Linked DNA regions of Homo sapiens: all the other regions are linked to region 3. A link is an interaction called in ENCODE POLR2A ChIA-PET data of the cell type or tissue named here. Cell type or tissue: CD4-positive, alpha-beta T cell. All regions are shown on one strand. Each heading gives the region's core, and the rest is flanking DNA. Links, peaks and the distances in the headings are about the cores only.

Region 1 (10,374 bases), core at 2,908-7,907, 130 kb after region 3:
TTTGCTATTGTGAATAGTGCCACAATAAACATACGTGTGCATGTGTCTTTATAGCAGCATGATTTATAATCCCTTGGGTATATAACCAGTAATGGGATGGCTGGGTCAAATGATATTTCTAGTTCTAGATCCCTGAGGAATCGCCACACTGACTTCCACAATGGTTGAACTAGTTTACAGTCCCACCAACAGTGTAAAAGTGTTCCTGTTTCTCCACATCCTCTCCAGCACCTGTTGTTTCCTGACTTTTTAATGATCGCCATTCTAACTGGTGTGAGATGGCATCTCATTGTGATTTTGATTTGCATTTCTCTGATGGCCAGTGATGATGAGCATTTTTTCATGTGTCTTTTGGCTGCATGAATGTCTTCTTTTGAGAAGTGTCTGTTCATATCCTTCACCCACTTTTTGATGAGGTTGTTTGTTTTTTCTTGTAAATTTGTTGGAATTCATTGTAGATTCTGGATATTAGCCCTTTGTCAGATGAGTAGATTGTAAAAATTTTCTCCCATTCTGTAGGTTGCCTGTTCACTCTGATGATAGTTTCTTTTGCTGTGCAGAAGCTCTTTAGTTTAATGAGATCCCATTTGTCAATTTTGGCTTTTGTTGCCATTGCTTTTGGTGTTTTAGACATGAAGTCCTTGCCCATGCCTATGTCCTGAATGGTATTGCCTAGGTTTTCTTCTAGGGTTTTTATGGTTTTAGGTCTAACATTTAATTCTTTAATCCATCTTGAATTAATTTTTGTATAAGTTGTAAGCAAGGGATCCAGTTTCAGCTTTCTACATATGGCTAGCTAGTTTTCCCAGCACCATTTATTAAATAGGGAATCGTTTCCCCATTTCTTGATTTTGTCAGGTTTGTCAAAGACCAGATGGTTGTAGATATGTGGCATTATTTCTGAGGGCTCTGTTCTGTTCTGTTCTGTTCTGTTCTGTTCCATTGGTCTATATCTCTGATTTGGTACCAGTACCATGCCGTTTTGGTTACTGCAGCCTTGTAGTATAGTTTGAAGTCAGGTAGCATGATGCCTCCAGCTTTGTTCTTTTGGCTTAGGATTGACTTGGCAATGCGGGCTCTTTTTTGATTCCATATGAACTTTAAAGTAGTTTTTTCCAATTCAGTGAAGAAAGTCATTTGTCGCTTGATGGGGATGGCATTGAATCTAAAAATTACCTTGGGCAGTATGGCCATTTTCACAATATTGATTCTTCCTACCCATGAGCATGGAATGTTCTTCCATTTTTTTGTGTCCTCTTTTATTTCATTGACCAGTGGTTTGTAGTTCTCCTTGAAGAGGTCCTTCCATCTCTTGTAGGTTGGATTCCTAGGTATTTTATTCTCTTTGAAGCAATTGTGAATGGGAATTCACTCATGATTTGGCTCTCTGTTTGTCTGTTATTGGTGTATAAGAATGCTTGTGATTTTTGCACATTGATTTTGTATCCTGAGGCTTTGCTGAAGTTGCCTATCAGCTTAAGGAGATTTTCAGCTGAGAAGATGGGGTTTTCTAGATATACAATCATGTCATCTGCAAACAGGGACAATTTGACTTTCTCTTTTCCTAATTGAATACCCTTTGTTTCCTTCTCCTGCCTGATTGCCCTGGCCAGAATTTCCAACACTATGTTGAATAGGAGTGGTGAGAGAGGGCATCCCTGTCTTGTGCCAGTTTTCAAAGTGAATGCTTCCAGTTTTTGCCCATTCAGTATGATATTGGCTGTGCGTTTGTCATAAATAGCTCTTATTATTTTGAGATACATCCTATCAATACCTAATTTATCGAGAGTTTTTAGCATGAAGGGTTGTTGAATTTTGTCAAAGGTCTTTTCTGCATCTATTGAGATAATCATATGGTTTTTGTCATTGGTTCTGTTTATATGCTGGATTATGTTTATTGATTTGCGTATGTTGAACCAGCCTTGCATTCCAGGGATGAAGCCCACTTGATCATGGTGGATAGGCTTTTTGATGTGCTGCTGGATTCGGTTTGCCAGTATTTTATTGAGGATTTTTGCATTGATGTTCATCAGGGATATTGGTCTAAAATTCTCTTTTTTTGCTGTGTCTCTGCCAGGCTTTGGTATCAGGATGATGCTGGCCTCATAAAATGAGTTCCGGAGGATTTCCTCTTTTTCTATTGATTGGAATAGTTTCAGAAGGAATGGTATCAGCTCCTCCTTGTACCTCTGGTAGAATTTGGCTGTGAATCCATCTGATCCTGGATTTTTTTTGGTTGGTAAGCTATTAATTATTGCCTCAATTTCAGAGCCTGTTATTGGCCTATTTAGAGACTCAACTTCTTCCTGGTTTAGTCTTGGGAGGGTGTGTGTGTTGAGGAATTTATCCATTTCTTCTAGATTTTATCGTTTATTTGCATAGAGGTGTTTATAGTATTCTCTGATGGTAGTTTGTATTTCTGTGGGATTGGTGGTGGTATCCCCTTTATCATTTTTTATTGCATCTATTTGATTCTTCTCTCTTTTCTTCTTTATTAGTCTTGCTAGTGGTCTATCAATTTTGTTGATGTTTTCAAAAAAATCAGCTCCTGGATTCATTGATTTTTTGAAGGGTTTTTTATGTCTCTATTTCCTTCAGTTCTGCTCTGATCATAGTTATTTCTTGCCTTCTGCTAGCTTTTGAATGTGTTTGCTCTTGCTTCTCTAGTTCTTTTAATTGTTATGTTAGGGTGTCAATTTTAGATCTTTCCTGCTTTCTCTTGTGGGCATTGAGTGCTATAAATTTCCCTCTACACACTGCTTTGAATGTGTCCCAGAGATTCTGGTATGTTGTGTCTTTTTTCTCATTGGTTTCAAAGAGCATCTTTATTTCTGCCTTCATTTCGTTATGTACCCAGTAGTCATTCAGGAGCAGGTTGTTCAGTTTCCATGTAGTTGAGCGGTTTTGAGTGAGTTTTTTCATCCTGAGTTCTAATTTGATTGCACTGTGGTCTGAGAGACAGTTTGTTATAATTTCTGATCTTTTACATTTGCTGAGGAGTGCTTTACTTCCAACTATGTGGTCAATTTTGGAATAAGTGCAGTGTGGTGCTGACAAGAATGTATATTCTGTTGATTTGGGGTGGAGAGTTCTGTAGATGTCTATTGGTGCCGAGCTGAGTTCAATTCCTGGATATCCTTGTTAACTTTCTGTCTCATTGATCTGTCTAATGTTGACAGTGGGGTGTTAAAGTCTCCCATTATTATTGTGTGGGTGTCTAAGTCTCTTTTTAGGTCTCTAAGGACTTGCTTTATGAATCTGGGTGCTCCTGTATTGGGTGCATATATATTTAGGATAGTTAGCTCTTCTTGTTGAATTGATCCCTTTACCATTATGTAATGGCCTTGTTTGTCTCTTTTGATCTTTGTTGGTTTAAAGTCTGTTTTATCAGAGACTAGGATTGCAACACCTGCCTTTTTTTGTTTTCCATTTGCTTGGTAGATCTTCCTCCATCCCTTTGTTTTGAGCCTATGTGTGTCTCTGCACATGAGATGGGTTTCCTAAATACAGCACACTGATGGGTCTTGACTCTTTATCCAATTTGCCAGTCTGTGTCTTTTAATTGGAGCATTTAGCCCATTTACATTGAAGGTTAATATTGTTATGCATGAATTTGATCCTGTCATTATGATGTTAGCTGGTTATTTTTCTCGTGAATTGATGCAGTTTCTTCCTAGCCTCAATGGTCTTTACAATTTGGCATCTTTTTGCAGTGGCTGGTACCAGTTGTTCCTTTCCATGTTTAGTGCTTCCTTCAGGAGCTCTTGTAGGGCAGGCCTGGTGGTGACAAAATCTCTCAGCATTAGCTTGTCTGTAAAGTATTTTATTTCTCCTTCACTTATGAACCTTATTTTGGCTGGATATGAAATTCTGGGTTGAAAACTCTTTTCTTTAAGAATGTTGAATATCGGCCCCCACTTTCTTCTGGCTTGTAGAGTTTCTGCTGAGAGATCAGCTGTTAGTCTGATGGGCTTCCCTTTGTGGGTAACCTGACCTTTCTCTCTGGCTGCCCTTAACATTTTTTCCTTCCTTTCAACTTTGGTGAATCTGACAATTATGTGTCTTGGAGTTGCTCTTCTTGAGGAGTATCTTTGTGGCATTCTCTGTATTTCCTGAATTTGAATGTTGTCCTGCCTTGCTAGATTGGGGAAGTTCTCCTGGATAATATCCTGCAGAGTGTTTTCCAACTTGGTTCCATTCTCCCCGTCACTTTCAGGTACACCAATCAGACGTAGATTTGGTCTTTTCTCATAGTCCCTTATTTCTTGGAGGCTTTGTTTGTTTCTTTTTTCTCTTTTTTCTCTGAACTTCTCTTCTCACTTCATTTCATTCACTTGATCTTCCATCACTGATACCCTTTCTTCCAGTTGATTGTATTGGCTACTGAGTCTTGTGCATTCATCATGTAGTTCTCATGCCTTGGTTTTCAGCTCCATGAGGTCCTTTAATGACTTCTCTGCATTTGTTATTCTAGTTAGCCATTCATCTAATTTTTTTTCAAGGTTTTTAACTTCTTTGCCCTGGGTTCGAACTTCCTCCTTTAGCTCGGAGTAGTTTGATCATCTGAAGCCTTCTTCTCTCAACTCGTCAAAGTCATTCTCCATCCAGCTTTGTTCCGTTGCTGGTGAGGAGATGTGTTCCTTTGGAGGAGGAGAGGCACTCTGATTTTTAGAGTTTCCGGTTTTTCTGCTCTGTTTTTTCCCCATCTTTGTGGTTTTACCTACCTTTGGTCTTTGATGATGGTGACGTACAGGTGGGGTTTTGGTGTGGATGTCCTTTCTGTTTGTTAGTTTTCCTTCTAACAGTCAGGACCCTCAGCTGCAGGTCTGTTGGATTTTGCTGGAGGTCCACTCCAGACCCTGTTTGCCTGGTTATCAGCAGTGGAGGCTACAGAACAGTGGATATGGTGAACAGCAAATGTTGCTGCGTGATCATTCCTCTGGAAGTTTTGTCTCAGAGGAGTACCTGGCCGTGTGAGGTGTCAGTCTGCCCCTATTGGGGGGTGCCTCCCAGTTAGGCTACTCGGGGGTCAGGGGCCCACTTGAGAAGGCAGCCTGTCCGTTCTCAGATCTCAAGCTGCGTGCTGGGAGAACCACTACTCTCTTCAAAGCTCATTTGGAAATGCAGAAATCACCCATCTTCTGCATCACTCACACTGGGAGCCGTAGACTGGAGCTGTTCCTATTCGGCCATCTTGGCTCCACCTGCAGTCAGTTTTTTAAAAAAGGAATCCCCCAGTGAGATTTCACATCAGGTGGCCACCAGTTACATAGTCTGCCTTTTTTTTTTTTTTTCTTCCTTCCCTTAACTGTCTCACTTTCTCACTCCCTTACTGATGGATCCTGGAATCACCTCAAACAGACTACCTGAAATCACATCCCATGACAGCACTTTTTCTGGGAGACAAAAACCTAAAATAGAAAACTGAAGGAACAAAGCACTCCTGCCAATGGGTGTGGCAAAACGTTTCTAAAGCACTGGCTTAGAGAAGGGATACTTAGCAAAAGTTTGCTTTAAAGTTTGAAAAGTATATTCAGCACTAAATAGATGCTCCCACAACTGACATGGCTGCCTATTGCAGCCAGTAGTCCTCTATTTTGCAGCCACATCAGTTGCCTTGGATTACATCATCTGTGGTGATTGAGGCTGCAGCCATTAGGTTACGCTGTCCATGTGGCTTAACTAATGTAAAGGGATCCAAATCCCAGGCCATTGTTGTCTGGTTAAATTTTTCTTTTTAATCAAAAATTGTTCCGAAACAAAAGACAAAGACCAGCAAAGGAAATAAGATAACAAACAGTTATGTGGGTTTTTGTGACAGGAAGAGGGCAAGAGAAAAGTGTCTTTGAAAGGAAGATTCAAAGCATGATTCATATCTCTAAGCTAAGTTGATGATGCAGCTCCTGGCAAATGACTTCCATTTAGGACAACTCCATGAATGTTTGCTGAGTGAGTGAGTGAATGGATGAGGGGATGTGTGAATTCATAAATAAGTGAAGGGATGTTTGCTCTGCCAAAGAAATCCTCTTATTGCCCATTCCTGGAAGATGAAGAGAGGAGGAAAGAACATGGTTACCTTCACAGTTAAAGTCATGTAGGAGGCTTTATGAGTATTTCAGGGCAGGGTGGAGTTGAAAGCTCTCTCTCGTCTTGATAAGGCCAGGGTCAATGTTCACAGAGAATAGAGCCAAACTTCTGAAAATTAAAAAAAAGTTGAAAATGCAAACCTGACTAGACATGGGAACAGGTTGTAAGAAACCCTTGAGAAATGAGTGATGCATGACTTCAGATGTTCTAGAGGAAACTTTATGGACTTCTGGACAGTGAAGAGCTATAGCTGGAGAAATAATCTTTTTGACCCTCTGATCTACCCGTAGAGAAACCAGCCTCACAGATTACACTTAAAATAGTCTTTATCCCCCAACCTAAACTATTTCTCTCCACCTTTCCTCCCTCCCTGCTTCCCGCCTAGCTTCCTTCTTTCCCTCCCCACTTCCTTCCGCCTGTTGTTCCAGTTCCCCTCTTACCATCCCCCCTGCTTTCTTCCTTCCTTCCTGCAAATAGTTGAATTACAGTTAAGAAAAATGACTTTTGACTTAAGTGAGATGTCAAAAGAAGAAGAAACCGGGCTTTAGAGAGGAGCAGTAGATCAGGAAAGAACAATTGGTAGAAAAGTCATTTGAGGTGATCATCAAATAAAAGTTCTAAAGGGAAGACCGAGGAAGAGAATTGCAGAAGGAAGTGCTGAGTGTGCGAAGGAATGGAGGAGCTGTCCAGGGCACAGGCTGCTCCACGTGGTGAGAGTAAACGATGAGCGTGGGTAGGCGCAGAGGATGATGTCAGAGAGTTGACAGGAGCCAGATTTTAAAAAGGCTCACGCCTGACACCATCAATAGCTGTTCCCAAATGTGAACAACTCCTGACCCACACCCCACCAAATTCTCTTGTAAGTGTACAAACACATGGACTGGCACACCCTTGTTTCAATATGAGCCATACAAATTCATATACTATTCCTGATGTCAGGGCACCTTGGACTATACCGTCTATGGTGATTGAGGCTGTAGCCATTAGCTGAGCTGTCCATGTAGCTTAACTAATGTAAAGGGATCCACATCCCAGACTATGACCCAGCAGTGCCCCTCAGGTCACATGTTTATATGTCGGGGAGGAAGGGCCGTGGAACATCTCTCCACTGGGGATGGGGTTGGCCTTTTGATCCATCTATTGTCCCTTGTAATTTCTGGCAATGACATCAAAGATCAGCAGCTCAGTCAATGGAAGGATTTTATACAGGAATTTGATGTAATCAGATTTGCATTCTAGACAGAAAATTTCAGACAGTTGAGAGAACAGCAACTTTAGTTTAATTTACGCTCAGACTTTACAACTGAATCCCCTTGTAAGATGTGACTTCTTAATCCTTACAACCAGAACAAGAAAGAAAAAATCTCTTAGCATGCATTAAAGGTACAGAGGTTTAATATTAATGAAACCAAATAAACACTTTGGAACTCCCCACCTATTTGCCATCAACACATGGGAATTGATAGTCATCTTAAAGCTAGCCTGGCATGACCACTCGGACATATGGACTTTCTTTTTCTTCCTGCTTTGATGTTAGCTCAGTAGTTCTCAAACTTTCATGTTTAGTTAGATTGCATATGCGAAACCATATATGCTGTGCTAGGTGGGAAATGTTTGAGTCATTTTGACTCTTTGAGACCTTTGCATTATATACTCTCTAGCCTCTCCACCTAAGTTTAAGATTCTCATCTCTAGTCTTGAGCAATGGTCCAGGAAAGAGATAAGAACAGCAGAACTCAAGGTAATGGCTGCAGGAATGTGAAAAACATCTATTCAGGAAACTGGAGCTTTGCTTCCTAACTCTGTCTCCTGCTCTCTGGTCTCATCAATCCCACTTCTTGCTTTTGACCTACATTCCCTGTGCCTTCACTCTGCCCCACACTTCCTAGCTGTTAGGTTAGATTATGAGCCCTGATGTGGATACACGTTCATTTTTCTCTCCCTTCTCTCTGTGGAAACCTGGTGCCTATGGCAAATTCCTGATCTCAGTGGGTTGACTCATCTCACACAGATTAAACTAAACTGGAATGGATCTCCCACAATGAGTATAATCTTTTTAAAATTTATTTTCCAATTTCCTCATCGATGAGCTGGGCATAATAATAATACAGACTTCATGGTTGTCAAAGGATTAAACTGGATAATGAAAAGTAAAATTTTCAGCATACTAACCAGATAGTAAGTTCTCAGTACATCTTAGCTACTTCTTCTGCCCTAATGTCTATGAGTTTTTACAGAATAATACACTTATTATTTTTATTTAAAATTTTTATAGATACATAATAGTCACACTGCACTTATCTTTAAGTTTATGCAGAAGAGTAATATTTTCAGACAATGAGTATAGATACACTTATGTTGACTTCTGCCTTGATATTCTGCCAAAATTTGCTCTTTGGCTCTGGTTTCAATCTTTGCCTTTGGAAAGCTAGAAAGCTGATTGCTCTTTTCACTCTCATTCCTCATATTTTTAACGTCGTCAATGACCAATGATCATATATTCAGGTACTCCACCATCACACATAACCAGCATAACAACTTCAGTTATGCCAATAAGATCTACCACTCAGATATTTTTATGACTGTCTAAATATTTTCTTTCATTCAACATGTAACTTAAAGTGAAAATTACCCTTATGTGCTTTATATATTGGAGTTTTATTAGTTGAAATAGATGCATATTTATTACAGTAAGTTAACATGCTATGAGAATTAAAGACAACTGTTAATGTCACTAAAATTATATACAAAAGCACAAAACAATTTTTAAATACTTAGATGAACAGGAATATAGATTGATGCTTAAGAATATTAAGAGAGGAAAATAGCTGGAAACATCCAAGAAGAGTATCATACTTTTTGAGCCAATATATCTTATAAAAATTTAAATAATAAATAGCATGTTATTCAAGATTAGATTAGACCATAATTCTAATATCTGCAAAATTGTTTGATATACTTTTGTTTATAACTTTACAGAAAATAACCTTAAGTTATTACATTCTTAAATTCTTAAGAATTTGATGTAATCCGATCCATTGTCATTTGGGCCATGAATATATACAGGGAGATTCTTGTTTATGAATTCTCATCTTATAGGGGAAACTAAAAGTAGAATACTGACTTTACACTTCAACATTTCACAGATAGGAATATTTTTAAATTATATATAATAACACCCATGATGAGCCAACTTTAATTCCAGAGGTAATAAAGAATATAAAGAAGGCTGGGCATGAGTGGTTCACGCCTGTAATCCCAGCACTTTGGGAAGCCGAGGCAGGTGGATCACTTGAGGTCAGGAGTTTGAGACTAGCCTGGCCAACATGGTGAAACCCCGTCTCTACTAAAAACACAAAGCCGGATGTGGTGGCAGGCATCTATAATCCCAGCTACTCGGGAAGCTGAGGCAGGGGAATCACTTGAACCCAGGAGGTAGAGGTGGCAGTGAGCCAAGATCGTGCCATTGCACTCCAGCCTGGGCAACAAGAGTGAAACTCCATCTCAAAAAACAAAAAAGAATATTAAGAAGAGAAGAAAGCAACAGAGAAAATGCCTATTTACAGACCCCCACATAGTGAATGGCACTACTAGTATTGTGTAGTGTATAACCTGTGCAACTGTATATGGTGGTCATATATGTTCAGAGTCAAAAATGCAGACAAGTGACAGGCTGGCAGTGCTGAGAAACTTTCATTCCTACACTGTAATGTCAAACATTTTGATTACTAAGATTGTTTAAAACAAAATTTTCGTAATAATGACTTTTAAGTTAATATTCTTGGATTTATTTTTAGAGGCCAGAGGTTCATCCTGAAATATGATTGCTGTCCTCAGCAGAATATCTATTTTACCCCATGGCCATTTGGCAATTAGCCAAAATGTGTATTCAGCATACCTCTAACTACATGAAGATTTATTTTCTGTACTCTTTTTCTTGTTACCATGATGATAATCATCTTAATGCAATACACACGTGCAAAAATGTGATTCTTTATTTTTCTCCAATCAAACTGAGCCCAACTCATATGAGCTTTGATTACTTCTAATAGAAGAAAAGGTAATCTGACCAATTCAAAGCAAACACAACTCCTTCTAGGTTAAAATTTCAGCTTCTTCCAAGAAAGTGATTGGTCCAGTTGCAGGCTTCTACACTCTCTCCTCTCCTTTTCTTCCTAGGAAAGATCTGAGATCTAGTGTACCATTTGGCAATGCTCAGGACTAGCCAATTGTCAGCACTAGGACTCAGGGTTGCCCAGTCATCTCATATAATGAGAGAAGGTGGAG
Region 2 (10,374 bases), core at 3,482-8,481, 100 kb after region 3:
AAAATGTGATTGGTGCCCCCTGAAGTTATGCAGTGTGATGGACCTGAACAAGAACAAAGTGATTAGAAATGGGTCCCATTGATGTTCAAAATTTTGTTTAGCTGATTGCATATACATATAAACTAAACATGCTATTTGTAGCTTTAGTGCATCTGATTGGTTGTTGACAACAGTGTTTACATCCTGAGAGAGCAGAAGAATAAACTGTTGCGTAGATTGCTGTCAAGTCTGAGTTATTCTAGCAGCAGAGTTATTTATTGACTATAAAAAAAATCTTGCTATTTCCATCTGGCTGTCTGCTTGATGAAACATATTTCCAGATAAAATGTAAGCAGAGGAAAATCCCTTTTGTTCCACCTAAAAAACATCATTGGCTTCTAGAACATGAATACTATGCTCACGAGTAAACCTGCTCCAAGGGATACTTCTGAAGATGGTTATTTAATAGCTTTAGCTTTAGAAGAACAATTAGGGTGGCCATTAGTTTTCAATATTTCAAGCACAAATCTTTTAAATAGCATCAATCTCAAAGCAATGTAGAAACTACCCATTTTCTTGAGCTTTTGTCTCAATCAATGCTGTTTAAAATAGTTAAAAAAATAAATTTCATTGAACATGAATTAAGTCTTAAATCAAATGATTTGCAGGATTTGAAGGACTTTTATCCATTTAATAACTTGCTAAGATGAGACTATGATTTACTTGGTAAAAAAAATTATAGCCCATGAATCACTGGGTTACCACTCATTAATTATTATTGACTGTGTTAGGATAGTATTTTACAGAAGAAAAATATCATGACTTTCACAGTAAAGTAAGCATTACAATAAGAATGACAATTTGTTCATGAAAACTAGTAGCAGAATTGAAAAGGGCCTCTGGGGCAATTGAGTTTCTCCCCAAATTTGTTGACTGAATAGCTGCCATTATTCTTCAGGGCTTTCTCAACAGGTGGCTGTCAGATCCAGGTCTGCCTGCTATTGGTAACAGCATTTCTTCAACATCAGCCAGCATCAGGCCCCATTATCTTGAACTCTTTATAAGCTTTCTTTCCTTCAGCTTCAAAATTTCTTGCGTTAGTTCATAGTCTTTCTTGCTTTTATAGGAAATTCCAGATCTCTCCTTTTCTAAATCAAATTTGATCTGTTAATAACATATAGCATGTACCTATTTAGAATGTCATCTTCCCCTTGCAGACTTTCAGTAAATATTTTATTGTCAAGGTTTGCCCACATTTACTCCTATCCAAATCTGATTAATCGACTTGCTGAATGGTATTCACTATGAAAACTTGGTCCTCAATGTTGAGTCTTTAAAACAAATATATTTGTCTAGTTATTTGTCCATCGATTCACCCCTGCATTTCCTCACACACACTCAGAAATTGGCACACAAACTGCATATGCATAGCTTCTAGGGGCTTGGAGAAAGCATCAGTTAGAGCCTGCTCCCCAGAGCTGCCTTATGTTGTGATGTAGATGCACATCAAGTTTAGAATCAAGAATGTTAGAGTGAAAGTAACCAATGAAAAACTGAGGTCCAGAACTGTTACTGTGATGTGCCTGAGCCACGGCCACATTGAGTGAAACATGATGCACCTCACCTTCTAGGTTAGTGCTTTGTCTTTCTGCCCCCCTTGTTTTCCTGTGTGAATTTGATCTTGAAAATTAGCCACGTGTGAAGCAAGCCTAAATCAACACTCCTCTGTAAAATAGACAAGGTGAATTCAAGATTACTGTGACTCAGCTCTTAAATTCTGTCATTTAACAATCAACATTTCTGTGAAGTAAATAATTACTCCTTAATTCATATTCTTTTTTTTTTTTTTTTTTTTTTTTGAGAGGGAGTCTCGCTCTGTTGCCAGGCTGGAGTGAAGTGATGCGATCTCAGCTCACTGCAACCTCCACTTCAGGCGATTCTCCTGCCTCAGCCTCCCGAGTAGCTGGGCACTACAGGCGCGTTCCACCTCACTCAGCTAATTTTTGTATTTTTCTAGAGACGGGGTTTCACTATGTTGGCCAGGATGGTCTAGATCTCCTGACCTTGTGATCCACCCGCCTTGGCCTCCCAAAGTGCTGGGATTACAGTCATGAGCCATATATTCTTTTTTAAAAAATAGAATTTTAGTTTAGAATATCTTTCAATGTACTTAATTTTTGCAAAGATAGTACAGAGTTCTCATACACCCCACACCCAATTTCTCCTAACATTTTTTCCTGTATATTTGTCACAATTAATAAACCAATATTGATATATTATTATTAATTTTATTTTCTTTTGTAACATTATAGTTTGGTTTTACATTAAAGGAGATGTGCTATCATTTTTTGAAGGGAGTATGTAATCTTATCTGATATATTACATGAAAATTATCAGCAAGTCATAATTATTTAACGTTATTCTTCATATTTCTGACCTCGTGTCCTTTTTTCCAATGTACAAAGCTTTCATCTATTTGTTAATCAAATACTTATATTGTGTTTACTGTGTGTCAGACACTGTTCTAGGTCCTCTGTAAACAGTAAGCATTTAATCCTCATAACATACCTACATATTATTATCATCCTCAATTTGGAGATGGGAAATTGATGCTCAGAGAATTTAAGTAACTTGCTCAAAGTCACACAGTGCAATCTAGCTCCAGAGTCATGTTCTTCGTCTCACATGTGCTCCTATGCTTCTCTAGGGGACAGAATCCAGCCTTACCTTGTTTATTTCTATAACCCTTCGCCAACTCCTGCACCATAACTTGCAAGTGGTGTGGTAGATGTATTACTCTGCTCAGGCTGCTGAAACAGAATGCCACACACTGGGTAGCTTACACAACAGAAATGTACTTTCTCACAGTCTTAGAGGCTGGAAGTCCAAAATTAAGGTGCCAGCAGGGCTTGTTTCTGGGAAGACCATTTTTCCTGGCTTGGAGATGGCTGCCTCCTCTCTGTGTCCTCACAGGGCCTTTCCTCTGTGCATGATGACTCCTGATACCTATTCCTGTTCTTGTAAAAATGCCAGTCCAAGGCTGGGCGCGGAGGCTCACGCCTGTAATCCCAGCACTTTGGGAGGCTGAGGTGGGCGGATCACAAGGTCAGGAGTTTGAGACCAGCCTGTCCAACATAGTGAAACCCCATCTCTACTAAATATACAAAAATTAGCTGGGCATGATGGCACATGCCTGTAGTCCCAGCTACTCGGGAGGCTGAGGCAGGAGAATCGCTTGAACCCAGGAGGCAGAGGTTGTGGTGAGCCGAGATTGCACCACTGCACTCCAGCCTGGTCAACAGAGCAAAACTCCATCTCAAAAAGAAAAAAAAGAAAAAAAAAGACAGTCCTTTTGAATTAGGGCCCTACACTTGAGCTCTCATTCAACCTTAATTACCTCTTTAAAGACCCTATTTCCAAACAGTCACACTGAGGGTGAGGGTTTAAGGCTTTAACATATGGATTTTGGAGGTGGGAGATGGGGGTTGGAACATAATTCAGTCCATAAAAATAGGCAATCACAAATGTCTGCTAAATTGAATTTACATTTTGAAGCAATGCACCCAATATCCAGTCAAGCAGGCAGTTTTTGTTGTTGTTGTTGTTGTTTTAATTTCTTTTGAGACAGGGTCTCACTCTGTCACCCAGAGTGAGGCACATATCACTATGCCCAGCTAATTGTTTTTTCTTTTTTATAGAAACAAGGTCTCCTTATGTTGCCAGGCTGGTCTTGAATTCCTGGGCTTAAACCGTCCTCCCACTTCAGCCTTCCAAATTGCTGTGATTACAGGCATGAGCCACTGTGCCCAGCCAGTTGTTTTTGTTTTTAATCACCTCAGATGCACATTTGCGATAATATTACAGTTATATCCCAAGTCTTTTATTGTGCACACCATCATCTTCATAGTTTATCTCCTATTCTTTCCAAGTCATTTCCAATAAACAAGACATTTGCCATTGAAATTATTGTTACGACCACACACATTTGTAATTTTTTCCTCATAAGCTTTTATAAACACATCATAGTGAGATCAAGGCAGTTAATTTATCATTATAAAAAAAATCACTGGGTGCAGTGGCTCACGCCTGTACTCCCAGCACTTTGGGAAGCCCAAGGCAGGTGCATCACCTGAGGTCGGGAGTTCAAGACCAGCCTGACCAATATGGTGAAACCCGGTCTCTACTAAAAATACAAAAATTAGCTGGGCTGTGGTTGTGCGCACCTGTAATCCCAGCTACTTAGGAGGCTGAGGCGGGAGAATCACTTGAACCTGGGAGGCAGAGGTTGCAGTGAGCCGAGATTGCGCCACTGCATTCCAGCCTGGGCAACTAAGGAAGACTCTGTCTAAAAAAAAAAAAAAATCATTATGCTGTCATTTAAAGCAATTCACTTTTGTATTTTAGATGCTAACTGATGATTTATTTACTTATTATCTTTAGGAGCCATCTTTAAATTTCAAAGGTAATGAATTGCAAACAATTCAGACAAAACAGAAATATGTAAAATAAAATATGTCATCCTTCCTCATTGTCTCCATCCCATCCTTACCAAATTCTCTCCCGTTTTAACCACTATTAGCAATTAGGTGGCATTCTTCCAGATTTTGCTATGCTTGCTACATAGATAGATAGATAGATAGATAGATAGATAGATAGGCAGATACATACATACATATAGTTTTGTTTTTAATCGTTTTTAAATGGTCATACTACACTTGTTGCTCTGCAGCTTTCTTTTATTAATCAATGATACATCAAAGCAATGGTCCCTGTCATCCCATAAAGATCTGCAGAGCAGGTTATCTGAACCAGCCCTAAGCACATGTCTGTGGATTCCATTGACCACACATTTCTTTTCCAAACCAGAACATCAGGACCTGTAAGGGAGGTAAAAAAAACTTTTAGAGATTAAGGTCCCTGCAAACTGAAAATAAAATCAAATTTGTTGCTTTATCCTGCTCCCCAACACCTCTTCCAAATTTTTCATGTATTTAATTATTTGTGGCTTATGTATATATGTGTGTATTTAAGTTTCACTTGCTTCACAAATGATTTTTATGAAGCTTGTTCTCACTTCTCATGGAAAGCAGACTAATTCCAGCTTCCAGAGCAATTCCACCTTCCGCACTGTGTACTGCCACAGAAGGAGGTGCAATAAGGAGCAATAGGAACCAAAAAGCATTTAATTATCACAACAATATCCCTCTTAATTTGACTGCTGCACAGCTGTCAAAGAAATTGCCTAGAAAAATAGGAAACGAATTTAGCGTAGATAGAAAGCTGAAAGGCATGAACAGATCAGGGCATCTCTTTTCTGCTTAACAGCAAGACAATGAGTCATTAGCAGCAATAACCAGCCAGTTCTCTCTCTTTTTTCCTGCCTGATGCTCACAAACCCCCTTTCTTGTGGAAATGCAGCTGTAAGGCAAATTAACGGAAGAGGAACTGATGAATAGAAATGAAAGTGGCAGCCTCCAAAAAGCAGAATACTGCCATTGACTTTGGAGTAGATGGTTATGGATTAGCAAATTGTATAGCTTGTTAAGTTCTATGAATCTACTCCAAGGTGGTGATATCAAGCCATCCCCACTCTTTTGAATGATTCTTCCGCTCTGTCAGGGGTGTATTGTGCTCTTAGACCTTGTTTTTTCTTTACTTCTACTGCAGTTCCTCTTCCCCTGTAAGTTTCCACAAAGTTCAACGTTCTGCTAGAGTCTGTGTGCTTCAACTCCACTCCATCTGATGGAGGTATCTCTCTTTTCCAAATTCATAGCATAAGTTACGTATACCAAGCACTTGCCAAATATGTAAGCATTTTTGACATATATAGTTGTCTTGTAATGGGATTTAATTTTTACCAGTTTTACTTAATTCCCTAACTATGATACAAACTTTCTTAAAGCTTTGCACTGTGTGTTTTAGAAAATTCTGATAGTTTCCAGCGGGCTTCCTCGAGGACCAGCTCAAAAAGTATATTTTCTGTGAAGGCTTGCTCAAGCAGTAGGGTGAGATTCATGGCTTCCCATTTCACCATTGTGAACTTGAACAGTCCTTCTGAAGTTGGAAATGAGAAATAATTGCATTTTTCTTAAATGCTTAAAGATGTCAAAGTTTAAAGTTGGTAAAGTAGAATGATTCTTGGCCACAATTTAAGGCTAACACCTAGGGAAAGCATGTAGTAAATGACAAACTATGATTTAATGGGCAGCTAGTCAATGAAACACAGAGGCTTGCAGACTTGGAAGCGGGAGGTGAAGATAGAACCAATGTGTTCCATTGGCACACAGGTGGCATCCACTAAAAGAAGATCCTGCTGTTTATCTTAGGACCATGTTTCCATGAACAGCAGTCCACTTACAATTAGACACCATGATCTAGTTGGGCCATATCTCAGCTAATGCAGGAGAATTTTCTCCTTCCTATTTCTTCATGGTACATAAATATATGAGCTTAGAAATGGCCACACACACACATACACTTGTGTACTTACACACATACATATATGTATACTCTATATGGTCATTCTGTGACTTAATCAAATTGAGATTGAGTTTCTGTGATAATACCACCTTTCTCCCCTCAAAGCATATTTGTTCAACCACTAAGTACAGTAAGTCATTTTCTCCCATTGCTTGACAGTTTACGTTGTTTGATTACAAAATTTCAATGATTTTCTTTTATCTCTGAAAATATGAACAATTTTATAGCTTTTTAATATGCAGCTTTCATGTAGAGTAATTCTCTATATATCATAGGCACACTAAGATAAAAGAAAGCATCCTAGATCATTTACCCTCTAAATCATGGTTTTGTTTTGTTTTATTTTGTTTTGAGATGGAGTCTCGCTCTGTTGCTCAAGCTGGAGTGCAGTGGTGCAATCTCAGCTCACTGCAACCTCTGCCTCCTGGATTCAAGCGATTCTCCTGCCTCAGCCTCCCATGTAGCTGGGACTACAGGCATGTGCCACCACACCTGGCTAATTTTTGTATTTGTAGTAGAGACGGGGTTTCTCCATGTTGGCTAGGCTGGTCTCGAACTCCTGACCTCAGGTGATCCGCCTGCCTCCGCCTCCCAAAGCACTAGGATCAGAGATGTGAGCCACGGCACCCAGCATTAAGTCATGTTTTTTAAAACTTCTTGTTTAAAACAAATCACAAAAAAAAAAGCAAGTGTCCCTTCTCTGAGAGCATACTGCTAAATTACACATTGAATTATAGTTCACAGGATTTAGTAGACCCTCAGTATTCAAGAATGTTAATATTTGTGGTTCTAAATACTTACAAGCTTTGGGAGGCTGAGGAGGAGGGGGTCACCTGGGGTCAAGAGTTCAAGACCAGCTTGGTCAACCTGGTGAAACCCCGTCTCTACTAAAAATACAAAAATTAGCCAGGCGTGGTGGCTCACACCTATAATCCCAGCTTCTCGGGAGGCTGAGGCAGAAGGATCTCTTGAACCTGGGAGGCAGAGGTTGCAGTGAGCCGAGATGGCACCATTGCACTCTAGGCTGGGTGACAGAGTGAGAATCCATCTCAAACAAACAAACAAACAAAAACTTACAAGCAACCCTGAACCCTGAAAGTCTGTGACCTGTAACTATTTATCATTTTATCTGACACACAATTTTGACTTTTGAGAGTTATGAGCCTGGCATCCAGAATCAAATCATTTAGGTAATCAGTGAGATTAACCAATGCTCAGCACTGTTGTTTCAACATGACCTCATGGTTTTCTACTTGCTACAATTGCCGTATGTGATGATTCCTATTAAGTAGGTGTCTTAGTTCATTCTGGCTGCTATAAAAAAAAAAATCCCATAGACTCATAGCTTATAAACAACATAAATTTATTTCTTACAGTTTTAGAGGCTGAGAAGTCCAACATCAAGGTGGTGGCAGACTCAGTGTCTGGTGAGGGCCCTCTTCCTGGTTCATAGATGGCCACGTTTTTGCTGTGTCCTCACATGGTGGAAGGGGCAAGGGCTCTCTCTGGTGTCTCTTTTGTAAGGGCACTAATCCCATTCATGAGGGCTCCACTCTTCATGTAATCACTTCCCAAAGGCCTCATCTCCTAATACTATCCCACTAGGGATTAGGCCTTACTTGTGAATTTAGGGGAACACAAACATTCAATCTAGAGCAGTGGAATAATAATACTTCCACAGTCTAGGACATCTTAAATTCCAAGGCTCTCTTATTTCTCTTGTTATTGGAAGGTAAGTTCCTGTAGTGTAAACATATTAGGCTTTAGCGCTATGGTAACCCCTGGTGCTTAGCACACTGCCTGGAATACACATATTAGAAAACTAACCTCAGCCTCCAAAAGACACACAGTGGTGCTCACATGCACATTTGTGCACACACACTCCCACATAATCTGTATATAATAGAACCATGATTTCAAAATAAGCTGCTCTTTTGGAATCTATGTGCCTCTGCTTTATTCCATTAGGATGGACTATTGAGAATTGATTTAATATTGCCAGGTATGATCATTTGCATTGCTTAGCATGTTATAGGGCTGTGGTTCTCAAACGTAGCTGTATGTTAGCACTACCTAGGAAGTTTTATAAAAATCAGGTGTTTAGGCTCTACCCCAGATCAAATAGTCAGGTTCTCTGGGGACAGGACCCAGACATTAGTATTTTTAATGCTTTCCAGGTGATTCCAATATGCTGCCAACGTTGATCACTGCTGTAGTAGAGATTCTCTCATAACAAGTGGAAAGAAACATAAAGGCAACATCTGGTGTGCTGGAAAGAATGCTGAAGAGAACCTGGATCTAAGCTCCAATTCTACGTACAAGCTGCCTGACATTAGGCAGTGATCCGGCTGCCTGCTCCAGTGTAAAAACTACCCCCAAAATCAGTAAAGTAAAACAACAACCATCTCATTATGCTCAGAAATCCCATGGTTAGGAATTCAAATAGTTCACTGTAGGCATGGCTTGTCTCTGCTCCAGAATATCTGAGGTCTTGGTTGGGAAAACTTAAATAGCTGGGACTGGAATCATCTAGAGGCTTCTTCACTTACTTGTTGGCTACCTGGGCTGGGGCTCAACTGTGAGAACCCTGGGCTGTGTACTGGTTCCTCAATGGCGTGGGCTTCTTTATGGCATGGCAGCCTCAGGATAACTGGACTTTCTACACGGCAGCTCAGGGCTTCAAAAGTGAGTACTATTTCTTTCCTTCCTTCCTTTCTTTCTTCCTTCCTTCCTTCCTTCCTCCCCTCCTTCTTCCCTCCCTCCCTCTCTTTCTTCTTTCCTCTTTTTCCCTTCTCTCTCTCTCTTTCATTTTTTGTTTTTTTTGACAAAGTCTTGCTCTGTCACCCAGGCACAATCATGGCTCACTGCAACTTCAACCTCCCAGGCTCAAGTGATCCTCCCATTTCAGCCTCCTAAGATGCTGGGACCACAGGCGCACACCACCACACCCAGGTAATTTTTTGTTATTATTATTTTTTGTAGAGATGAGGTCTCATTGCATTGCCCAGGCTGGTCTCAAACTCCTGCACTCAAACAATCCTCCTGCCTTGGCCTCCCAAAGTGCTGGGATTACAGGCAAAAGCCAGTATGCCTAGCCCAAAAGTGAGTATTTTAATCAAGGTAGAAGCTGAATGGTCTTCTACAACTCAGCCTTGGAAGTCACATAGCATCACTTCCAGGATAACCTATTGATGAAAGCAATAAAATGCCTGCCCAGATGCAAATAAAGGGGACATAGAACTCACTCCTGGATGGCAAGAGTGTCAAAGAATTTTTTACCGTGTTTTAATATTTCCACAGATAGGTTACACTCTGCCTCAGTTTACCTCTGGTATTACTTATCTATTGCTGCAAAACAAATTGCCACAAATTTACACATTTGTTAAATGTTTACTAAACAATAAACATTTATTATCGTGTAGTTTCTTTGGGTCATGAATCTAGACAGGACTTAGATGGCTTCTGTACTTCAGAGTCTCCCACAAGCTGTAATCAAGTACTTGGCTGGGCTGTAGTCATCTCAAGGTTTCACTGGAGAAGGATCCACTTCTATGCTCATATGGTTGTTGGTAGCATTCAGTTCCTTGTCATGCGGGCCTCCCCAACATGGTAGCTTGCTTCCTGCAAGAATGCAAGCTGAGAAGCAATGAAGAGAATCTGCTTCTGCGATACAAAGCGCAGTCTTTTCTAATCTAATCATCAAAGGGACATCCAATCACCTTTGCTATATTCTCTTCATTAGGTATAAGTCCCTAGGCCCAGCCCACACTCAAGGGGACAGAATTACACAAGGACATAAATGCCAAAAAGTGGGCATCCCTGGGGGGACAATCTGAGAAGTTGACATGCCAAACCCCTCTATAAAATGCAATATTAACCCTGGGCCTGCCCAACTCACGGGGTTTTTCTAAGAAT
Region 3 (10,374 bases), core at 3,001-8,000:
CCCTATGTCCAGGTGTTCTCATTGTTCAACTCCCACTTATGAGTGAGAACATGAGGTGCTTGCTTTTCGTTCCTGTGTTTGTTGAGAATGATGGTTTCCACCTTCATCCATGTCCCTGCAAAGGACATAAACTCATTCTTTTTTATGGCTGCATAGTATTCCGTGGTGTATATGTGCCACATTTTCTTTATCCAGTCTATCATTAATGGGCATGTGGGTTGGTTCCAAGTTTTTGCTATTGTGAACAGTGCTGCAATAAACATACGTGTGCATGTGTCTTTATAGTAGAATGATTTATAATCCTTTGGGTATATACCCAATAATGGGATTGCTGGGTCAAATGGTCTTTCTAGTTCTAAATCCCTGAGGAATTGCCATACTGTCTTCCACAATGGTTGAACTAATTTACACTCCACCAACAGTGTAAAAGTGTTCTTATTTCTCCACATTCCAGCATCTGTTGTTTCCTTTTTAATGATCACCATTCTAACTGGCATGAAATGGGATCTCATTGTGGTTTTGATTTGTATTTCTCTAATGACCAGTGATGATGAGCTTTTTTTCATATGTTTGTTGGCCACATAAATGTCTTCTTTTGAGAAGTGTCTGTTCATATTGTTTGCTCACTTTTTGATGGAGTTGTTTGTCTTTTTCTTGTAAATTTGTTTAAGTTCCTTGTGATTCTGGATATTAGCCCTTTGTCGGATGGATAGATTGCAAAGATTTTCTCCCATTCTGTAGGTTGACTGTTCACTCTGATGATAGTTTCTTTTGCTTTGCAGAAGCTCTTTAGTTTAATTAGATTCCATTTGTCAATTTTGGCGTCTGTTGCCATTGCTTTTGGTGTTTTAGTCATGAAGTCTTTGCCCATGCCTGTGTCCTGAAAGGTACCGCCTAGGTTTTCTTCTAGGGTTTTTATGGTTTTAGGTCTTACATTTAAGTCTTTAATCCATCTTGAGTTAATTTTTGTATAAGGTGTAAGGAAGGGGTCCAGTTTCAGTTTTCTACAGGTGGCTAGTCAGTTTTCCCAACACCATCTATTAAATAGGGAATCCTTTCCCCACTGCTTGTTTTTGTCAGATTTGTCAAAGATCAGATGGTTGTAGATGTGTGGCATTATTTCTGAGGCCTCTGTTCTGTTCCATTGGTCTAAATATCTGTTTTGGTACCAGTACCATGCTCTTTTGGTTATTGTAGCCTTGTAGTATAGTTTGAAGTCAGGTAGCATGATGCCTCTTTTTGCATAGGATTGTCCTGGCTATACGGGCTCTTTTGGTTCCATATGAAATTTAAAGTAGTTTTGGCCGGATACAGTGGCTCATGCCTGTAATCCCAGCACTTTGGGAGGCCAAGGCAGGCAGATCACAAGGTCAGGAGATAGAGACCATCCTGGCTAACATGGAGAAACTCCGTCTCTTCTAAAAATACAAAAAAAATTAGCCGGGCTTAGTGGCGGGCTCCTGTAGTCCCAGCTACTTGGGAGGCTGAGGCAGGAGAGTGGCGTGAACCAGGGAGGTGGAGCTTGCAGTGAGCCGAGATCGCACCACTGCACTCTAGCCTGGGCAACAGAGTGAGACTCCGTCTCAAAAAAAGAAAAAAAAAAAAAAGAAATTTAAATTTAAAGTAGTTTTTTCTAATTCTGTGAAGAAAGTCAATGGTAGCTTGATGGAAATAGCATTTAATCTATAAATTACTTTGGGTAGTATGGCCATTTTCATGATATTGATCCTTCCTATCCATGAGCATGGAATGTTCTTCCATTTGTTTGTGTCCTCTCTTATATCCTTGAGCAGTGGTTTGTAGTTCTCCTTGAAAAGGTTCTTCACATCCCTTGTAAATTGTATTCCTAGGTATTTTATTCTCTTTGTAGCAATTGTGAATAAGAGTTCACTCATGATTTGGCTCTCTGTTTGCCTGTTATTGGTGTATAGGAATGCTTGTGATTTTTGCACATTGATTTTGTATCCTGAGACTCTGCTGAAGTTGCTTATCAGTTTAAGGAGTTTTGGGGCTTAGATGAAGGGATTTTCTGAATATACAATTATGTTATCTGCAAACAGAGACAATTTGACTCCCTGTCTTCCTATTTGAATACGCTTTATTTCTTTCTCTTGCCTGATTGCCCTGGCCAGAACTTCCAATACTATATTGAATAGGAGTGGTGAGAGAAGGCATCCTTGTCCTGTGCAGGTTTTCAAAGGGAATGCTTCTGGCTTTTGCCCATTCGTTATGATATTGGCAGTGGGTTTATCATAAACAGCTCTTATTATTTTGAGATACATTCCATCAATACCTAGTTTATTGAGTGTTTTTAGCATGAAGCAGTGTTGAATTTTATCGAAGGCCTTTTCTGCATCTATTGAGATAATAATGTGGTTTTTGTCATTGATTTTGTTTATGTGATGGATTACGTTTATTTACCTACATATGTTGAACCAGCCTTGCACCCCAGGGATGAAGCCAACTTGATCGTGGTGGATAAGCTTTTTGATGTGCTGTTGGTTTCAGTTTGCCAGTATTTTATTGAGGATTTTTGCACTGATGCTTATCGGGGATATTGGTCTGACATTTTCTTTTTTTGTTGTGTCTTTGCCAGGTTTTGGTATCAGGATGATGCTGGCCTCATAAAATGAGTTAGAGAGGAGTCTCTCTTTTTCTGTTGTTTGGAATAGTTTCAGAAGGAATGGTACCAGCTCCTCTTTTTACCTCAGGTAGAATTTGGCTGTGAATCCATCTGGTCCTGGGCTGTTTTTGGTTGGCAGTCTATTAATTACTACCTCAATTTCAGAATTTGTTATTGATCTATTCAGGTATTTGACTGCTTCCTGGTTAAGTCCTGAGAGGGTGTATGTGTCAAGGAATTTATCCATTTCTTCTAGATTTTCTAGTTTATTTGCGTAGAGGTGTTTAAAGTGTTCTTGGATGGTAGTTTGTATTTTTGTGGGATCAGTGGCGATCTCCCTTTTATCATTTTTTATTGTGTCTATTTGATTTTTCTCTCTTTTCTTCTTTATTACTGTGTCTGGCAGTCTACTCTGTTAATCTTTTCAAAAACCTACCTCTTGAATTCATTGATTTTTTGCAGGGTTTTTCGTGTCTCTCTCTCCTTCAGTTCTGCTTTGATCTTAGTTTTTTCTTGTCTTCTGCTAGCTTTTGAATTTGTTTGTTCTTGCTTCTCTAGTTCTTTAATTGTGATGTTAAGGTGTCAATTTTAGATCTTTCCTGCTTTCTTCTGTGGGTATTTACTGCTATAAATTTCCCTTTACACACCGCTGTAAATGTGTCCCAGAGATTCTGGTACGTTGTGTCTTTGTTCTCATTGGTTTCAAAGAACTTATTTATTTCTGCCTTAATTTCATTATTTACCCAGTAGTCATTCAGGAGAAGATTGTTCAGTTTCCACGTAGTTGTGTGGTTTTGAGTGAGTTTCTTAATCCTGAGTTCTCATTTAATTGCACTGTGGTCTGAGAGACTGTTTGTTATGATTTCCATTATCTTGCATGTGCTGAGGAGTGTTTTACTTCCAATTACGTTGTCCATTTTAGAATAAGTGCCATGTTGTGCTGAGAAAAATGTATATTCTGTTGATTTGGGATGGAGAGTTCTGTAGATGTCTATTAGGTCCGCTTGGTCCAGAGCTGAGTTCAAAACCTGAATATCCTTATTAATTTTCTGTCTCATTGATCTGTCTAATATTGACAGTGGGGTGTTAAAGTCTCTCACTAGTATTGTGGGGAGTCTAAGTCTCTCTGTAGGTCTCTAAGAACTTGCTTTATGAATCTGGGTGCTCCTGCCTTGGGTGCATATATATTTAGGATAGTTAGCTTTTCTTGTTGCGTTGATCCCTTTACCATTATGTAATGCCCTTCTTTGTCTTTTTTGATCTTTGTTGGTTTAAAGTCTTTTTTATCAGAGACTAGGATTGCAACCCCTGCTTTTTTTTTTTTTTTTTTCTTTCCATTTGCTTGGTGGATGTTCCTCCATCCCTTTATTTCGAGCCTATGTGTGTCTTCACATGTGAGATGGGTCTCCTTAATACAGCACACAGATGGGTCTTGACTCTTTGTCAAATTTACCAGTCTGTGTCTTTTAATTGGGGCATTTAGCCCATTTACATTTAAAGTTAAAATTGTTATGCATGAATTTGATCCTGTCATTATGATGCTAGCTGGTTATTTTGCACATTAATTGTTGCATTTCTTCATAGTGTCGATGGTCTTTACATTTTGGCATGTTTTTGCAGTGGCTGGTACTGGTTTTTCCTTTCCATATTTCAGTGCTTCCTTCAGGAACTCTTGTAAGGCAGGCCTGGTGGTGACAAAATCTCTCAGCATTTGCTTGTCTGTAAAGGATTTTATTTCTTCTTCGCTTATGAAGCTTAGTTTGGCTGGATATGAAATTCTGGATTGAAAATTCTTTTCTTTAAGAATGTTGAATATTGGCCCCCACTCTCTTCTGGCTTGTAGGGTTTTTGCCAAGAGATCTGCTGTTAGTCTGATGGGCTTCCCTTTGTGGGTAACCCAACCTTTCTCTCTGGCTGCCCTTAACATTTTTTCCTTCATTTCAACCTTAGTGAATCTGATGATTTTGTGTCTTGGGGTTACTCTTCTCAAGGAGTATCTTTGTGCTGTTCTCTGTATTTCCTGAATTTGAATGTTGGCCTGTCTTGCTAGGTTGAGGAAGTTCTAGATAATATCCTGATATGTGTTTTTCACTTGGTTCCATTCTCCCTGTCATTTTCAGGTACACCAATTAGAGATAGATTTGATCTTTTCACATAATCCCATATTCTTGCAGGCTTTATTCGTTCCTTTGCATTCTTTTTTCTCTAATCTTGTCTTCACATTTTATTTCATTAAGTTGATCTTCAATCTCCGATATCCTTTCTTCTGTTTGATTGATTCGTCTATTGACACTTGTGTATGCTTCATGAAGTTCTCATGCTGTGTTTTTCAGCTCCATCAGGTCATTTATGTTCTCCCGTGAACTGCTTATTCTAGTTAGCAGTTCCTATAACCTTTTATCAAGGTTCTTAGTTTCCTTGCATTGGGTTAGAACATGCTCCTTTAGTTCAGAAGAGTTTGTTATTACCCACCTTCTGAAGCCTACTTCTGTCAATTCGTCAGACTCATTCTCCGTCCAATTTTGTTCCCTCACTGGCAAGGAGTTGTGATCCTTTGGAGGAGAAGAGACATTCCGGTTTTTGGAATTTTCAGCATTTTTGCACTGTTTTTTTTCTCATCTTCATGGATTTATCTACCTTTGGTCTTTGCTGTTGGGGTTCAGATGGGGTTTTTGTGTGGGCATCCTTTTTGTTGATGTTATTGCCTTCTGTTTGTTAGTTTTCCTTCTAACAGTTAGGCCCCTCTTCTGCAGGTCTGCTGGAGTTTGTTGGAGGTCCACGCCAGACCCTGTTTGCCTGGGTATCACCAGCGGAGGCTGCAGAACAGCAATGATTGCAGAACAGCAAAGATTGTCTGTTCCTTCCTCTGGAAGCTTCATCCCAGAGGGGCATCCGCCAGATGCCAGCCAGAGCTCTCCTGTATGAGGTGTCTGTCGACCCCTGCTGGGAGGTGTCTCTTACTCAGGAGGCACGGAGGTCAGGGACCCACTTGAGGAGGCAGTCTGTCCCTTAGCAGAGCTCGAGGGCTGTGCTGGGAGATCCGCTGCTCTCTGCAGAGCCGACAGGCAGGAACGTTTAAGTCTGCTGAAGCTGTGCCCATAGCCGCCCCTTCCCCCAGGTGCTCTGTCCCAGGGAGATGCTGCCTTTCTTTCAGAGATGCCCTGCCCAGAGAGGAGGAATCTAGAGAGACAGTCTGGCTACTGCAGCTTTGCCATGCTGCGGTGGGCTCCGCCCAGTTCGAACTTCCTGTAGGCTTTGTTTACACTGTGAGGGGAAAACCGCCTACTCAAACCTCAGTAATGGTGAACGCTCCTCCCCGCACCAAGCTCAAGCATCCCAGGTTGACTTCAGACTGCTGTGCTGGCAGTGAGAATTTCAAGCCAGTGGATCTTAGCTTGCTAGGCTCCGTGGGGGTGGTATCCACTGAGCAAGACCACTTGGCTCACTGGCTTTAGCCCCCTTTCCAGGGGAATGAACGGTTCTGTCTTGCTGGCATTCCAGGTGCCACTGGGGTATGAAAAAAAACTCCTGCAGCTAGCTTGGTATCTGCCCAAATGGCTGCCCAGCTTTGTGCTTGAAACCCAGGGCCCTGGTGGTGTAGGCACCCAAGGGAACCTCCTGGTCTGCAGGTTGCGAAGACTATGGGAAAAGCATAGTATCTGGGCCAGATAGCACTTACAGCACAGTCCCTCACAGCTTCCCTTGGCTAGGGGAGGTAGTTCCCTGACACCTTGCTCTTCCCAGGTGAGGTGACGCCCCACCCTGCTTCTGCTCACCCTCCGTGGGCTGTACCCACTGTCTAACCAGTCCCAGTGAGATGAACCGGGTACCTCAGTTGGAAATGCAGAAATCGCTCACCTTCTGCGTTGGTCTTGCTGGGAGCTGCAGACTGGATCTCTTCCTATTTGACTATCTTGCCAGCCCTCCCCCGGTAAATAGTTCTTTACCTCACTATTCCCCTCATCTTTTCTTGGGTCTAGGATCTACAAGGAAGCTACAAACATATCCCCTCTACTGTTGGCATTAACCATGAAAAAGGATTGAGGATGACTACATGGCCAAGGTCTGGAATTTCTTCTAGGGTATATCACTCTGCTTATTTTGGAGGAGGTTATATTTCTCCCATAATCTATTTTACACCCTCTCCTTTGTAGATACAATAGGGTATTTATTTTCATTGTATTAATGCATTCAGTTTACATATGCTTAAATTTAAACAACTTCAACTTTAATGGAGAATGATCATGGTGAGGTAGTGTTTTCCATAATTCATCTTTTGTTTTCAACAAAAATAGCAAAAACAAACAAACAAAAAAAAAAACCCTCATTTCCAAACATTTACTGAAATAACTCTTTGCACAGGATTCTATTTGAACAAACCAATTCCTTTTGGACTTCGACAGGTGATAATGTTGTGAAGAAACAATTGTGTATGTCAGTGCATATCTCTGCAAAAGGCAATATGCTACAAGCTGCAGAGTATTCAAGGATGTTTGCTGCCTTGATGACCTTCGAATCTTGTAATGGAGAAGAGATAATACAAAAACAAAACACAAAGCAGAGGGAGGTAAATGACATAAGGAAGATATATGTAAAGAACTTTGGGAGTTCCAAGGAAGATGAACCTCAAATTCCAAGCCTCACTCACAGAAGCTTATTTAGAAAGTTTGCAATGTGGCCCAAAATCTGTAATGCATTTCAGAGCATCTGAGGCAGGTGGTCCTCAGACCACCCTTTGGGAAACACTGATCTAGTAGTCTTTTAACAAAGATAGCTTTTATGGGGCAGGGAAGAGTATCTTTTTATGACTCAGTTGCAGAACACTATCTTGAAGTAATTTTTAATGTTATCCAGAACACAGCACTTATATACCATGACAGAAAAACTGTTGCCATACCTTAAAAATTACTTGTAGGTCCAAAATCTCTTATCTGAAAACTTTTTGGACAGATATGTGTCAGAATTCAAAATTTTTCTTAAAAAGTTCCTAAACAATTAATCTTTAATAAAAATGTTAAATTACATTCTTCTATCAGCATGAAAAATCTTCAGGATCCATAACCTCTCTCTAATCTTCCCAGTACAACCCTACCCAAGCACTGCTTCCAAGACCATCCATGTTTTTCTGAAAAGATGTAGAAATTTAAGTTTAGTTATCAAATTTTCTTTATATTATACTTCTATTTATATTGACATTAAGCACTCCAGGCCTAGGCAACAAAGCAAGACTCCATCTCGAAAGAAAGAAGACTGGGCATGGTGACTCATGCTTGTAATCTCAGCAATTTAGGAGGCCAAGGCGGGCAGAGTACCTAAGGTCAGGAGTTTGAGACCGGCCTGGCCAACATGGGGTGAAACCCTATCTCTACTACAAATACAAAATTTGCCAGGCATGGTGGTGCACTCCTGTAATCCCAGCTACTTGGGAGACTGAGACAGGAGAATCGCTTGAACTTGGGGGGCGGAGGTTGCAGTGAGCCGAGATGGTGCCACTGTACAACAGGCTGGGCAACAAGAGTGAAACTCCATCTCAAAAAAAAAAAAAGAAAGAAGCCCCAATTTTTTAGATACAGTGATATATTTTTGCTCACTACTGCTTCTTTTCTTCCATGTGTTACCTCTCTTTATTCTTCCTGGAGCACATTCTTTCTTAATTTTTTATAAAATAATTACGGATGATAAATTTTATGGAAAATGTTTCTTCCTCAATCATCCGTAAATACTGCTTTAGATTAAAGAAGAACTGTGGACCAGAATTCCCACAGAAATTTGAGGACATATTCCTTCTCCCTCTTGCATACTGTACTTTAAATGAGTTACAGATCAATTTGATTCTATCTCCTTTGTACTTTTTTATTCTCTCTGAGTAACATAGGATATTCATTTTGTACTTAAAATTTTACTAGGCATTTGTAGGTGTTTTCACTATTTTTATAGGTATTTTTAATTATTTTTCTGGCTTACCATTTAGTAGACAAACCTTCTAATCTGAATGTTCAAGGCTTTTCCCAAGGCAGGAAGATTTTTCTATTCTTTGATTCTTTCTTTCTTTCATTCTACTCCTAAAGCTGAGACATTAGAGCACCAGGGATCTATCCTCTGAGTCTCTTATCTTTTCTCTAACATCTTTCATTTTTTATCTTTTACACATTCTGCACAAATAAGGTAGATTGACATTCCACTTTACTAATTCTGTCTTCAGCAGTGTCCTTCCTGCTACTCAGCCCTTCATCGAGTATAATTTTGTGTTTCAGCAATTATGTCTTTAATTTACAAAATTCCTGAGTGCTTATTTTTCACAATAGCCTTCTTTTCCTTGATAGCATGTCTTGCCAAGTTCATCTAAAGTTACTGTCTATATTTTTCATCTATTCTCCGTATTGACTCTACGTCCATGAAGATTAGTTGTATTTGTTGAGTTTAGAGCCTCTTTCATGCAATCAGTTTTCTCATGAGTAACTCTTTCTCTTAACTACAACTATTTCTGAGTTTGGGAATATTCCAAGGCTCTTGTTGTAGTATTCACTTTTTTTCTCATAGGAAGTTGAGAGTTGCTCAGCTCTCATGGGTTTTGTCATCAATCTTTTCCCTCTTGGATCTTCCAGAAATCCCTGAGGGTTTTTGAAGTATGGTGGCATATCTTCAGGCCTGCACAATACACAAGTATAGGTTTATGGTTGTATATGATTCTTGCTTCTATTTATATTGACGTCAAGCACTCCAGGCCTGGACAACAAAACAATAATAGAAAATTATTTTGTTTTCTATTTGGTTATTGCTTCTTGCATATATTTGGTCTGAAGTCCCACAAGGGGGAGAAGTGAGCATCCAGAAAGGACCCTTTGATTCTTGGCAGTAATGCCATCATTACAGCATACAAAATCCCTCCTTCCCAAAGCCCATACATATTGACTACCAGTGAGGGTCATGTGGATATCTACATAAGAATGAGTATTGGGGGCAAAGTATCACATAGGGAAGAATGAGGTCCTTGGTGCACCTGTGACAGCTGATACTGTAACTCAAATTAATATTAGTTTTTAGGAAAAGAGAGACTTTGGAGCCAGAAAATGCTCATCTCAAAACGGAACTTCCATATATAAATGTTTTAGGTCTGGCAAGAGGAGTAATTTTTAAAGAATTTTTCACCAGAGCTTTTTTTCCCCTTTATTGTATTTCTCAGGCAGGATGGTGGGCCAGTATTTTAATCTGTAAAAGTCATTTCATTCCTAAGAACTTGAGAACACTAATGTGTAAAATATTTGGAATTTAAATTCTCAGTACACTAGAATGTTAGTTCCAAATCTAGTTTCTCTTTTTGCTGTTTTGAAGAGAAGTCAAGGAAAAGAAAATCACTGTGGAATTCAGCTTTGGATTCAAGTGGCTTGTCCCTAGGTCCTGAAATTTACCACCTGGCCCCTCCCCATCATGGTCTCCACCAGCATATGGTCTCGTGCCGGTTCTAACTTGTTCATTTCATAAGCTCAAATCTTAGATGTGAGTCCAGTCTGTGGGATCAATTGTGGTGGGCTGGAGCTAGGGGTTGGCATAAGGGTGATCTTGTTTTAAATAATGAATATGTAAAGAGAATTGGAAACCCATATATTAGTCAGGTTGATGTAGAGGAAAAAACTCAGTGTCATTCTTAAAAATTCAAGAGCTGAAGAGGAAATTTAAAAGCTTGTGCCCAAACACTGTGCCTCCAGGATGCAGGTTTGCTTCAAACCCCAAAATGGAATGTGATCATCTCA

The links. ChIA-PET counts read pairs that join two places held together with the same protein. Peaks named below come from ENCODE experiments on the same cell type or tissue, not always from the same donor. Only the 100,000 strongest peaks of a DNase experiment are listed, where the experiment ranks them.
Region 1: POLR2A ChIA-PET joins it to region 3 with 5 read pairs; 2 of 35 experiments call an interaction of 5 or more read pairs at or near these places.
Region 2: POLR2A ChIA-PET joins it to region 3 with 6 read pairs; 4 of 35 experiments call an interaction of 5 or more read pairs at or near these places.

The regions. Positions count from the first base shown.
Region 1 is chr9:78,070,327-78,080,700 of GRCh38, reverse strand. No RefSeq gene overlaps it. Among named protein-coding and RNA genes, the nearest start is that of GNAQ, 44 kb to the right of the region's middle. In CD4-positive, alpha-beta T cell, for the core only: no CTCF peak of the experiment used is centred there; a DNase peak (open chromatin) is centred at 5,630; H3K4me3 peaks cover 860 bases; H3K27ac peaks cover 2,456 bases.
Region 2 is chr9:78,092,688-78,103,061 of GRCh38, reverse strand. LOC107987031 (a long non-coding RNA gene) reads left to right here and starts at 5,644. Exons shown (of 3, transcript XR_001746571.1): 1 at 5,644-5,727; 2 at 8,637-9,144; 3 at 9,308-9,347. In CD4-positive, alpha-beta T cell, for the core only: no CTCF peak of the experiment used is centred there; a DNase peak (open chromatin) is centred at 5,361.
Region 3 is chr9:78,196,828-78,207,201 of GRCh38, reverse strand. No RefSeq gene overlaps it. Among named protein-coding and RNA genes, the nearest start is that of CEP78, 34 kb to the left of the region's middle. In CD4-positive, alpha-beta T cell, for the core only: no CTCF peak of the experiment used is centred there; a DNase peak (open chromatin) is centred at 5,881; H3K4me3 peaks cover 598 bases; H3K27ac peaks cover 1,149 bases.